2 separate regions of the Homo sapiens genome follow, and region 2 is linked to region 1. Evidence: chromatin contacts called from ENCODE Hi-C or POLR2A ChIA-PET data. All regions are on one chromosome and are shown on one strand. Each heading gives the region's core, a stretch centred on a gene start or an enhancer-like site at or near the end of the contact. The rest is flanking DNA. Distances are from core to core; before and after follow the strand shown. Region 1 has its middle 37 kb from the start of ARHGEF10L. Region 2 overlaps ARHGEF10L (Rho guanine nucleotide exchange factor 10 like).

What was found. Hi-C counts contacts between places; a loop is a spot of excess contacts on that map. ChIA-PET counts read pairs that join two places held with the same protein, here RNA polymerase II (POLR2A). Pooled maps may share reads with other maps.
Region 2: a map of GM12878 shows a loop between it and region 1 (3-fold over the local background). The contact joins two enhancer-like sites. A Hi-C loop is called at or near these places in 7 of 168 maps with a recorded cell type or tissue (Calu3, GM11168, GM12878 and 4 more), 2 of 37 single-sample maps with no recorded cell type and 11 of 50 pooled maps. POLR2A ChIA-PET finds 5 or more read pairs at or near these places in 8 of 52 experiments (B cell, H1, HCT116 and 4 more).

The regions. Positions count from the first base shown.
Region 1 is chr1:17,499,357-17,505,116 of GRCh38, reverse strand. No RefSeq gene overlaps it. Among named protein-coding and RNA genes, the nearest start is that of ARHGEF10L, 37 kb to the left of the region's middle. Within about 2 kb of position 2,141, at least 11 of the 41 ENCODE cell types and tissues checked have a DNase peak (open chromatin) inside an H3K27ac peak, as active enhancers do; they include transverse colon, where a contact is called at or near this core.
Region 2 is chr1:17,549,390-17,554,445 of GRCh38, reverse strand. All of the region lies in intron 1 of ARHGEF10L (Rho guanine nucleotide exchange factor 10 like), which reads right to left. Among named protein-coding and RNA genes, the nearest start is that of ARHGEF10L, 12 kb to the right of the region's middle. RefSeq lists a silencer at 138-432. Within about 2 kb of position 2,464, at least 10 of the 41 ENCODE cell types and tissues checked have a DNase peak (open chromatin) inside an H3K27ac peak, as active enhancers do; they include transverse colon, where a contact is called at or near this core.

The DNA of each region.
Region 1 (5,760 bases), core at 892-3,391:
AGCCTCCCGAGTAGCTGGAACTACAGGCGCCCGCCACCATGCCTGGCTAATTTTTTTGTGCATGTGTGTATTTTTAGTAGAGTCGGGGTTTCACCGTGTTAGCAAGGATGGTCTTGATCTCCTGACCTTATGATCTGCCCACCTCGGCCTCTCAAAGTGCTGAGATTACAGGCATGAGCCACCCCGCCCAGACTTTTTTTTTTTTTTTTTGAAACGGAGTCTTGCTCTGTCGCCCAGGCTGGAGTGCAGTGGCACGATCTCGGCTCACTGCAACCTCCGCCTCCTGGGTTCAAGCGATTCTCCTGCCTCAGCCTCCCTAGTAACTGAGATTGCAGGCGCGTGCCACCATGCCCAGATAATTTTTGTATTTTTATTTTTTTCCAAGACGGAGTCTTGCTCTGTCACCCAGGCTTGAGTGCAGTGGCCTGATCTCGGCTCACTGCAACCTCTGTCTCCTGGGTTCAAGCAATTCTCCTGCCTCAGCCGCCCGAGTAGCTGGGATTACAGGTGCCTGCCAACATACCTGGCTAATTTTTGTATTTTTAGTAGAGACGGAGTTTAACCCATGTTGGCCAGGCTGGTCTCAAACTGCTGACCTCGTGATCTGCCCACCTCTGCCTCCCAAAGTGCTGGGATTATAGGCGTGAGCCACTGTGCCCAGCTAATTTTTGTATTTTTATTAGAGATGGAGTTTTACCATATTGGCCAGGCTAGTCTCGAACTCCTGACCTCGTGATTTGCCCGCCTCCGCCTCCCAAAGTTCTGGGATTACAGGTGTGAGCCACCGGACCTGGCCGACCTTTGCTGTTTAAAGTCACTAATATTTGGGATTGCTAATTTTTTTTTTTTTTTTTTGAGATGGAGTCTTGCTCTGTCACACAGGCTGGAGTGTAGTGGCATGATCTTGGCTCACTGAAGCCCCCGCCTCCCGAGTTCCAGCGATTCTCCTGCCTCAGCTCCCCAGGTAGCTGGGACTACAGGCGAGCACCACTACTCGCGGCTAATTTTTGTATTTTTAGTACAGACAGGGTTTCACCATGTTGGCCAGGCTGGTCTCAAACTCCTGATCTCAGGTGATCCACCTGCCTCAGCCTCCCAAAGTGCTGGGATTACAGGCATGAGCCACTGGGCGCAGCCTAGGGTTGCTAATTATGGCAGCACCACCAGGCCCGTTCCAGCTGATATTCTCCATGTCAGACACTGTGAGAAGAATCTTATGAACATTTAATTTATTCCTCATATTGCTTCTCTGGGACAGAGACTACTATCATATAGCGTTACCTGTTTCACAGATAAAGAAATTGAGGCGGCCGGGCGCGGTGGCTCACGCCTGTAATCCCAGCACTTTGGGAGGCCGAGGCGGGTGGATCACGAGGTCAGGAGATCGAGACCATCCTGACTAACACAGTGAAACCCCGTCTCTACTAAAAATGCAAAAAAATTAGCCAGGCGTGGTGGCAGGCGCCTGTAGTCCCAGCTACTAGGGAGGCTGAGGCAGGAGAATGGCATGAACCTGGGAGTCAGAGCTTGCAGTGAGCGGAGATCATGCCACTGCACTCCAGCCTGGGCAACAAAGCAAGACTCCATCTCAAAAAAAAAAAAAAAAAGAAAAGAAATTGAGGCTCACAGAGTATGCAAATGGACCATGACCATTTCACTATAATTGGCCATATCAGTTAATTGTTGCTGCATAATAAACTAATCTAAATGGAATGACTTATAAAATGATAAGCCTCTATTACAGTTCAGGATCTGCAGGTTCGCCGTGTGGTTTTGCTGGCCAGGGTTGAGCTAGGTTGAACTCAACTGGACTTGGCTTTCTCAGGAGTCTGCTGTCAGCTGGCAGGCCTGATGGGGACAGGCTGGTCTAGGATGGCCTTGCTTGGGACACTCTCCTCCTCATGGTCTCTCATCCCCCTGCACTCTAACCCAGGCTCATATCACACCAAGGTCCGAGAGAGAGAATGTGGAAGTGGGCAAGACCTCTTGAGGGCCTGGCTTGGAAGCCACAAGTCCTCACTTCCATCACTTCGTATTGGTCCAAAAGAAGTGGAAAAATATGCCTCAACAATGGGAGAAATGAAGCATGGTGGCTATTTTTGACACGCACACAGTGGTTGGCTCAGGACTGGAACACAGACCCGTCACTTCACTATTATGTCATCCTGACCCTACTTCCAGCTCAAATTGCCAACAGGCACCTTGTTGAGGATGGAACTTGCACTTCTTCCCTTTCCAGCTCAGGCCCATAAACATTCTTCTGAGGATGAGTTACCCCACGGAGAGCTTCAGAGGCACAACTTTTTTACTTATTTATACCTATTTGCCTGGCCACCCATGCATTTATGAGATTCCTATTGCAGGAATTAAATTCACAGCACAGGCAGCTGGGGCACAGGCAAGACATCACAGAAAGGAAAGCAAGTACGAGGAGGCCTTGGATCACATGGCTTGGCAGGGGCCCAGTCCCCAAGGGCCCAGTCATGAGTATCATGGATCATTCCCATTTATAATGCTGTCCTCACGAAACCATCTCCGCAGAAATCGGTCGAAGAAGGCAGCAGCTGCAGCCCCAAGGACTGGGAAACCACAGAGGGTTCTTCGATGCGCATGGCGCCCCCTGGCGTCGTGCACTGAGCAGCACCTCCAGGACTGCGGGGACTGTATGAAGGGCATGATCCTGTGCCCCTTACCCCGCCCCATAGGCAGCCTCTGGGCTTGCAGGTGTGGACCTTGAACCAGTCACTCAGTGTTCTGGAGCCTCAGTTTTCTTGTCCACTAATCAGGATTATGATGCTACCTCTCATCCTGGCTCCGAGGAATCAATGAAATAAAAGGTTAGAGCCTGGTGGTGGCCACAGAGCATCTTTTCCTCCATCCAGAGGTCAGTAGCTCCACCTCCCCAATCAGAAACAGAAACATAGCCAGGTGCGGTGGCTCACGCCTGTAATCCCAGCACTTTGGGAGGCTGAGGCAGGAGGATCACAAGGTCAGGAGTTCGAGACCAGCCTGACCAACATGGTGAAACCCTGTCTCTACTAAAAATACAAAAATTAGCCAGGCATGGTGGTGGGAGCCTGTAATCCCAGCTACTTGAGAGGCTGAGGCAGGAGAATCGCTTGAACCCAGGAGGTGGAGGTTACAGTGAGCCGAGATCGTGCCACTGCACTCCAGCCTGGGCAACAGAGCAAGACTGTGTCTCCAAAAAAAAAAAAAAAAAGAGGAAGAAAGAAACAGAAATATGAATGCCAACCAATGTGGAACTCAGGGTCAACCCTCACCATTAGTCTCAGGGTGCTCACCTGGACAATATACTCTTGTATTGCTCAAGTAAAAATCACATAGAAACCCTGCAGGAGATAAAAGATTTCTTTGTTTTGTGTGTGTGTGTGTGTGTTGTGTGTGTGTGTGTGTGTGTGTGTTTGAGACAAAGTCCCTTTGTCACCCAGGCTACCCAGGCTGGAGTGCAGTGGCGTGATCTCAGCTCACTGCAACCTCCACCTCTCAGGTTCAAGCAATTCTCCTGCCTCAGCCTCGATCCACCTGCCTCGGCCTCCCAAAGTGCTAGGATTACAGGCATGAGCCACTGAGCCCAGCTGAGAAGATTTCTTTTCCTCACCCATCACTAGGTTCTTGGCTGAGCCACCTGTAACAAAAAACAAATTAAGAGAAAAGCATAGTGATGTGTTTAATATAAGTCCTACATGCCACGGGAGGCTTCAAAAATGAAAACCAAAAGAAACAGGGAAACTTCCCAGCTAGAGCAATCAGGCAAGAGAAAGAAAGAAAGAGCATCCAAATTGGAAAAGAAGAAGTCTAGCTCTGTTTGCCGATGATATAATCACCCACCTACAAAACCCTAAAGACTCCTCCAAAAGACTTCTAGATTTGTAAACTAATTCAGTAAAGTCTCAGGTTACAAAATAAATGTACACAAATCAATAGCACTGCTATACACCAACAACGACCAAGCTGAGAATCAACTCAAGAATTCTATCCCTTCTACAATAGCTGTAAAAACAAAGTAAAATACCTAACAAAATATTCTTTTTTTTTTTTTTAATAAAGATAGGGGTCTCACTATGTTGACCAGGCTGGTCTCGAACTCCTGGCCTCGAGTGATCCTCCCATCTCACCTCCGAAAGTGCTGGGATTACAGGCATGAGACACCATGCCTGGCCTCTTAGGATTATTCTTAACCAAGCATGTGAAAACTCTTTCTGGCTGGGCATGGTGGCTCACACCTGTAATTCCAGCACTTTGGGAGGCCAAGGCAAGTGGATCACTTGAGGTCAGGAGTTCAAGACCAGCCTGGCCAACATGGCGAGACTCTGTCTCTACTAAAAAAATTGAAAAATTAGCCAGGCGTGGTGGCACACGTCTGTAGTCCCAGCTACTCGGGAGGCTGAGGCACAAGAATCGTTTGAACCCAAGAGGTGGAGGTTGCAGTGAGCCGAGATTGTGCCACCACTGCCCTACAGCCTGGGTAACACAGCAAGACTCTGTCTCAAAAAAAAAAAAAAAAAAAGAAAGAAAGATCTAAGGAGATCTACAGAACACTGCTGAAATAAGTCATAGATGACACAAGCAAATGAAAATACATCCCATGCTCATGGATTAGAAGAATCAATATCATGTAAATGACCATACTTCCCAAAGTCATCCACCGATTCAATGCAATTCCTATCAAAATACCAACATCATTTTTCACACAATTAGAAAAAACAAGGGGCTGGGCATGGTGGCTCACGCCTGTAATGCCAGGACTTCGGGTGGCCGAGTTGGGTGGATCACGAGGTCAAGAGGTCAAGACCATCCTGGCCAACATGGTGAAACCCCGTCTCTACTAAAAATACAAAAAATTAGCCGGGCGTGGTGGCAGGCACCTGTAGTCCCAGCTACTCGGGAGGCTGAGGCAGGAGAATGGTGTGAACCCAGAAGGCGGAGCTTGCAGTGAGGGGTGATCACGCCACTGCACTCCAGCCTGGGTGACAGAGCGAGACTCCATCTCAAAAAAAAAACAAAAAACAAAAATTAACTGGGCATAGTGGCTCGTGCCTGTAGTCCCAGCTACTCAGGAGGCTGAGGCAGAAGAATCACTTGAACCCAGGAGGCGGAGGTTGAAGTGAGCTGAGATCACACCACTGCACTCCAGCCTGGCAACAGAGCAAGACTCCATCTCAAAAAAAAAAAAAAAAAAAAAAAAAATCCTAAAATTCATATTGAACCAAAAAAGACCCCAAATAGCCAAAGTAATCCTAAGCAAAAAGAACAAATCTGGAGGCATCACATTACCTGACTTTGAATTATACAAGGCTATAGTTATCAAAACATCATGATACTGGTATAAAAGCAGACACATAGGCCAACAGAACACAACAGAGAACCCAGAAATAAAGCCAAATACTTAAAACCAACTGATCTTCAACAAAGTATACAAAAACATAAATTGGGGAAAGGACACCCTATTTAATAAACGGTGCTAGGAAAACTGGCCACATGTAGAAGAATGAAACTGGGCCAGGTACAGTGGCTCACACCTGTAATCCTAGCACTTTGGGAGGCCGAAGTGGGTGGACCACCTGAGGTCAGGAGTTCGAAATTAGCCTGGCCAACATGGTGAAACCTCATCTCTACTAAAAATACAAAAATTAGACGGGCATGGTGGCAGGCGCTGTAATCCCAGCTACTGGGGAGGCTGAGGCAGGAGAATTGCTTGAATCCAGGAGGTGGAGGTTGCAGTGAGCCGAGATTGCACCA
Region 2 (5,056 bases), core at 1,215-3,714, 49 kb before region 1:
GTGGACTAGATGATCCCTGAAAACTCTTCTAGCTCTGCTGTCTGACCCTCAGCTCCTCTGTCTCCCTCCCTGCCAGCCGCATCCTCTCTCTGCTCCCAAGTCCCCTTCTCTGTAAATAGCTGAGGCCTGCCCCCTGGGCTGGGCTCCTTGGCAAGGCTGAGCTCTGGCCAATGGTGGGCTAAGCACTGTTCCTCCCTGCCCAGCCCCTCACCATCCTCACTGTGACTCACCCATTTAGTGTTTCCAGATCTGACTCAACATCATTTCTCAAGGGCGGATGAACTGGGTGGATTTTTGCATCTAGGGCCCGGGAGAACGGGTTTTGCAGAGAGCTCCAAGTGATGGGACGTGAGGTAGAGAGGCCGTACCCACCCCCACAAGGAAGCACCTAGCAAACGTATCCTCTGCACTTCCTCTGGTCTTTGAAGTCCAGCTTTCATATACAGGTCATGCAATCACTTGACCCTTGGGAAAGTTAGCTAAACGTTTTGTGTCTCAGTTCTCACATTTAACATGGAGCTAATCATACTCGCCTCCCTGTTGAGTAGGCAAAAAAATAATTCATGATGCAGCCAGCACAGTGCCTGGCACCCAGTGGTACTCAAGTGATAGTCGTCATCATACGCTGCTATTAAGCTATATATTTTTTATTTTTTAGAGACAGGGTCTCACTCTGCTGCCCAGGCTGGAGTGCAGTGGTGCCATCATAGCTCACTGCAGCCTCAACCTCCTGGGCTCAAGCCATCTTTCCGCCTCAGCCTCCTGAGTAGCTGGGACTACAGGTGCCCACCATCATGCCTGGCTAATTTTTGTTTTTTGGCTTTTTTTTAAAGATGGGGTCTCACTATGTTGCCCAGGCTGGTCTTGAACTCCAGGGCTCAAGCGACACTCCCACCTCAGCCTCCCAAAGTGCTGGGATTACAGGCATGAGCCACCACCCTCAAACTACAGTGTGTCAAACTATAGAGGGTTCACTGAATTGTTTCCTCATCTCAGTCTCCTCGAGTCCCACAGGCAATAGAGGACAGGAAGTAGAAAAAGGTGGCAAATGTTTGACTCTTACAGATTCCTAGATAGAAACCTGAAATCTTACACTTATGAATTATTAGAATTGGTAGAGATTCTAGATTCTCAATCTACCCATCTCACAGAAGAGGAAACTGAGGCTTAGGGTAAAGGCAGGGGGCAAAGTGAAATGTTGCCCAAGCTCTTCTGGCTGGTCCAAGGAAGAAGTGGGATTAGAACCCAGGCAACTGGCTCCCAGTCCAGTCCCCCTCTGAGGCCCTGGAGGAGTGAAAGGAGCAGAAGGCCAGGAGTCTGGGATGCTGGGGTTCTGGTCCCGGGTCTGCCCCACTTGGCTGAAAGATGATGAGCCAGGGGCTGAGGCCCACTGGAGCTCCAAGTCTTCGTGATAAAACTTAAGGGGTTGTAGGGACTGGGGTGTCCCAAAGTCAAGTGGGCAGAATGCTAGTGCCCCACAGGATCCTATCAAGTGATTTGCCAAGGAAGGGACTCATGCTCAGCTGAACAAAGTTTGAAGGGGGACCACAGGGATTTCAGGGGAGGGCTCCAGAGTTAGAGGGTCAGGTTCAAATTCTGCCATTTACTAGCTGTGTGACCTGGGACAAAATATCTACCCTTTCTGTTCCTTAGCTGTGTCATCTATAAAATGAAGATAATGACCATCCATAGCTCACAAGATGACAAGGGATTGAAACAAGAGGCTGGACACGGTGGCTCACGCCTGTAACCCCAGCACTTTGGGAGGCTGAGGGGAGCAGATTACTGGAGGTCAGGAGTTTGAGACCAGCCTGGCTGATATGGTGAAACCCTGTATCTACTAAAAAAAAAAAAAAAAAAAAAAAAAAAAAAAACGAAAATTAGCCAGCTGTGGTAGCATGCACCTGTAGTCCCAACTACTTGGGAGGCTGAGGCAGGAGAATCACTTGAACCCGGGAAGCAGAGGTTGCAGTGAGCCAAGAACATGCCACTGCACTGCAGCCGGGTGACACAGTGAGATTCTATCTCAAAAGAAAAAAAAAAGATAGATTGAAACAAGATCATGCGTGGTACCTGGCACACTTCAGGCCTACAGTGGACACTGGTTATTACTTCAGTCCTATTGGTCACATTTCATATTATCTCTACAGGCGAGGGAACCAAGACTGCAGAGAGGTGAGACACCTGCCCAAAGTGACAGAGCTCATAGCACAGGGCTCTGGGAAGTGCTCCCCATCTCCCCCTCCCCTCGCCCTCTGCCTGGCATCTGCCCTTCCCAGCAGGGACTGCCTCCCTCACTGGCCTCATGTGACCTGTTAATCAAATCCTGCACCAGCCCCATGGAGTTTTCCCATCACTCATTGGGGAGGAAGCAGATGCCCAGGAAACTGCTTAAATAACCCGTGCAGCTCTGGGAAAGCCCCAGCCCTGGCTCCCAGCAGCAGCCCAGCTCCTCCTGCCCAGAAGCACCAACTGTTCTCTGAGACTGCAAAAAGGCAATGTTTAAAGCCACACGGGGACTGTGGACGGTGACCTTCAACTCAAGCCTCCAGTGAGCCGCTCCCTGGGGTTACTCACCATCCGCTTCCACCCCTGGGACTGTGGTTGTTTTAGTTAGAAGACCAGTCCCAGCCTGGATGACCTGGCACGCTGGGAGACCTCAGGCAAGTTGCTTAACCTCTCTGACTCGGAAATCTTTTTGGAAGAGAAAAATGAGCAGAATTTGGGAAGGAGTAAGGAAGCAGCAGGGTTCAGAGAATGACCTAGGAATCGAGAGCCTTTTAACAGCCTTGAAAGCTCTCCCTGGTAACTCTTCTGTCCCTTGCAGCCCAATCTCTACCCCAAACAAAAAGTTCTAATCCCGTCATCCCCTAGCTTGAAACAGTTGACTGGCTCGCAGGGCCCACAAGATAAAGTACAAGCCCCTAGTACAATGGACAGAGCTCCTGAGCAGCACCCTCCTGCACCCTCCCTGACATGGCCCTGCTATTCCCTCCCCTGAGCCTTGGCACATGCCTGGATGCCTCCTGCTTCCTGACCTAACTCTGCCTTTTCCACTGCTTGGCTTGGACACTCCCCTGGGAAGCCTCCTCGGAGTCCCTCCACCTGCATCAGGCACCGCCCACCCTTCAGCTGTTGCCCATCCACCTCCCTCACCAGATTAAGGGGCGCCACACCTTACTCATCTTGGAATCTCCAGTTCCTTGCCCAGTGCACAGCATTCAGTAGGTGCTTAGTAAATATGTGTTGGGAGGAGAGGAATGCAAGGACAGACAAATGAAAACAAATGAACAAAACCACAAGCTTTGGAATCCTCCTCTGCAACACGGGAATGCCGTGGGCAAACGAGGTGGACTGCCCCCCTTGGTGTGAATCCTCACTCCCTACACAGTCGTGCACCTGCTGGCAGGTGCACTGGGTCACCTCCGGGCCTCTTTCCGCTTCGATAAGGTGAGACGCTTAATAGCACCTGCACCTCACAGACTTATCGTGAGGACCAGGGGCCGATCCTCCCCAGGTGTTTAGTTCAGCACCTGGCACTAAAGGTAAGTTCCTTGCACCCATCTTCCCCTAGCTCCCAGGCTGCCTGCCCTGGCTCCTCCTCCTCCACCAGACTATAAATATAAGAGCTCCCAGAGCTCACCTCCCTGTGGAGGGATCTCTCCTCTGAATTGTCTCTCTGGGTGGTCACACCTGTCCCCTTTATATGTTAAGGATGCCCAAGTTTGCATCTCCAGCCCAGAGGCCCTCACTACCCCCTTGGACTTCTTTGGGGTTTTTTGGCTTTTTTTTTTTCGTTTTTGAGATGGAGTTTCACTCTCGTTGCCCACACTATACTGCAATGGCACAGTCTCAGCTCACTGCAACCTCCACCCTCCTGGGTTCGAGCAATTCTCCTGCCTCAGCCCCTGAGTAGCTGGGATTACAGGCGCCCGCCACCACACCTGGCTAATTTTTGTATTTTCAGTAGAGATGGGGTTTCACCTTGTTGCCCAGGCTGGTCTCAAACTCCCAACCTCAAGTGATCCTCCCGCCTTGGCCTCCCAAAGTGCTGGGATTACAGGCGTGAGCCACTGTGCCCGGCCTACCCCCTTGGACTTCTAACCAGCCTTTCAATGTGAACCTGCCCCAAACCTAACCCTTGGTTTCTCCAAAAGCCATGCTCCTCACTCCCTCTTAACCGTCTCCTTTCATGACACCACCACTCACTCAGAGACTCAAAAGAAGAATCTAGAAGTCATGCTCAGTTCTTCTCTTTCCCTCACCCCTGTGTACAATCCACCAGAAATTCCAGTTGATTCCAGCTGATATATAACCCAAACCCCAGACTTTTCTCCTATTCCACTGCCAAATGGGAACCTTTCCTTGCCTTTCCTCTGGTTCCCAGCTCCACCCCTCCACCCTGGCTCTCTACAGCCAGTTCTCCTCCCAGCAGACATGGGATCTTTTGCAAAGGTAAATCAGTCCCTCCCTGCCCTTGACCCTGCAAATGTTCGTAGTCTTGTTTGCTGGACCATGGGTTATTGGAGCGTAAAACTTCACCATATCTTTGTACCCATCCATCACCCCACAGCACTGAGTCAAGTGCTTCCACATCATAGGCACTTGGTAAATTATTTTTGAATAAATTATTGGAAAAAGGTGAATTTCTTAACAGAGTTTTTACTAGCTGGAATCTTGGAACTATATTTCATTAGTAAAGGTATTTATGGGAAGTGGAAAACAAACCTCCGATGGTTTCCTTTTGCACCTAGAGTAACAGTCCTAACTAACATGGCCTCTTCCACACCCTCCTAAACAGGCCAAGTTCATCTGGCCTCAGGGCTTTTGCATTTGCTGTAGCTCCTACCCGGAATACTTTTCCCTCAGATCCTTGCAGGGGGAGCTCCTGCTTGTCATTCAGGTCTGGCTTAAATGTCTCTCTTCAGAGAGGCCTCCCTGACCACCTGCAGCTAACGAATCCTGTACCCCCACCCCCACATACACCCTCTCTACCCCTCATCCCCAGTTATCACCATCCACCAGTCTGTTTCCTTCACAGGACTTAATGCATAAC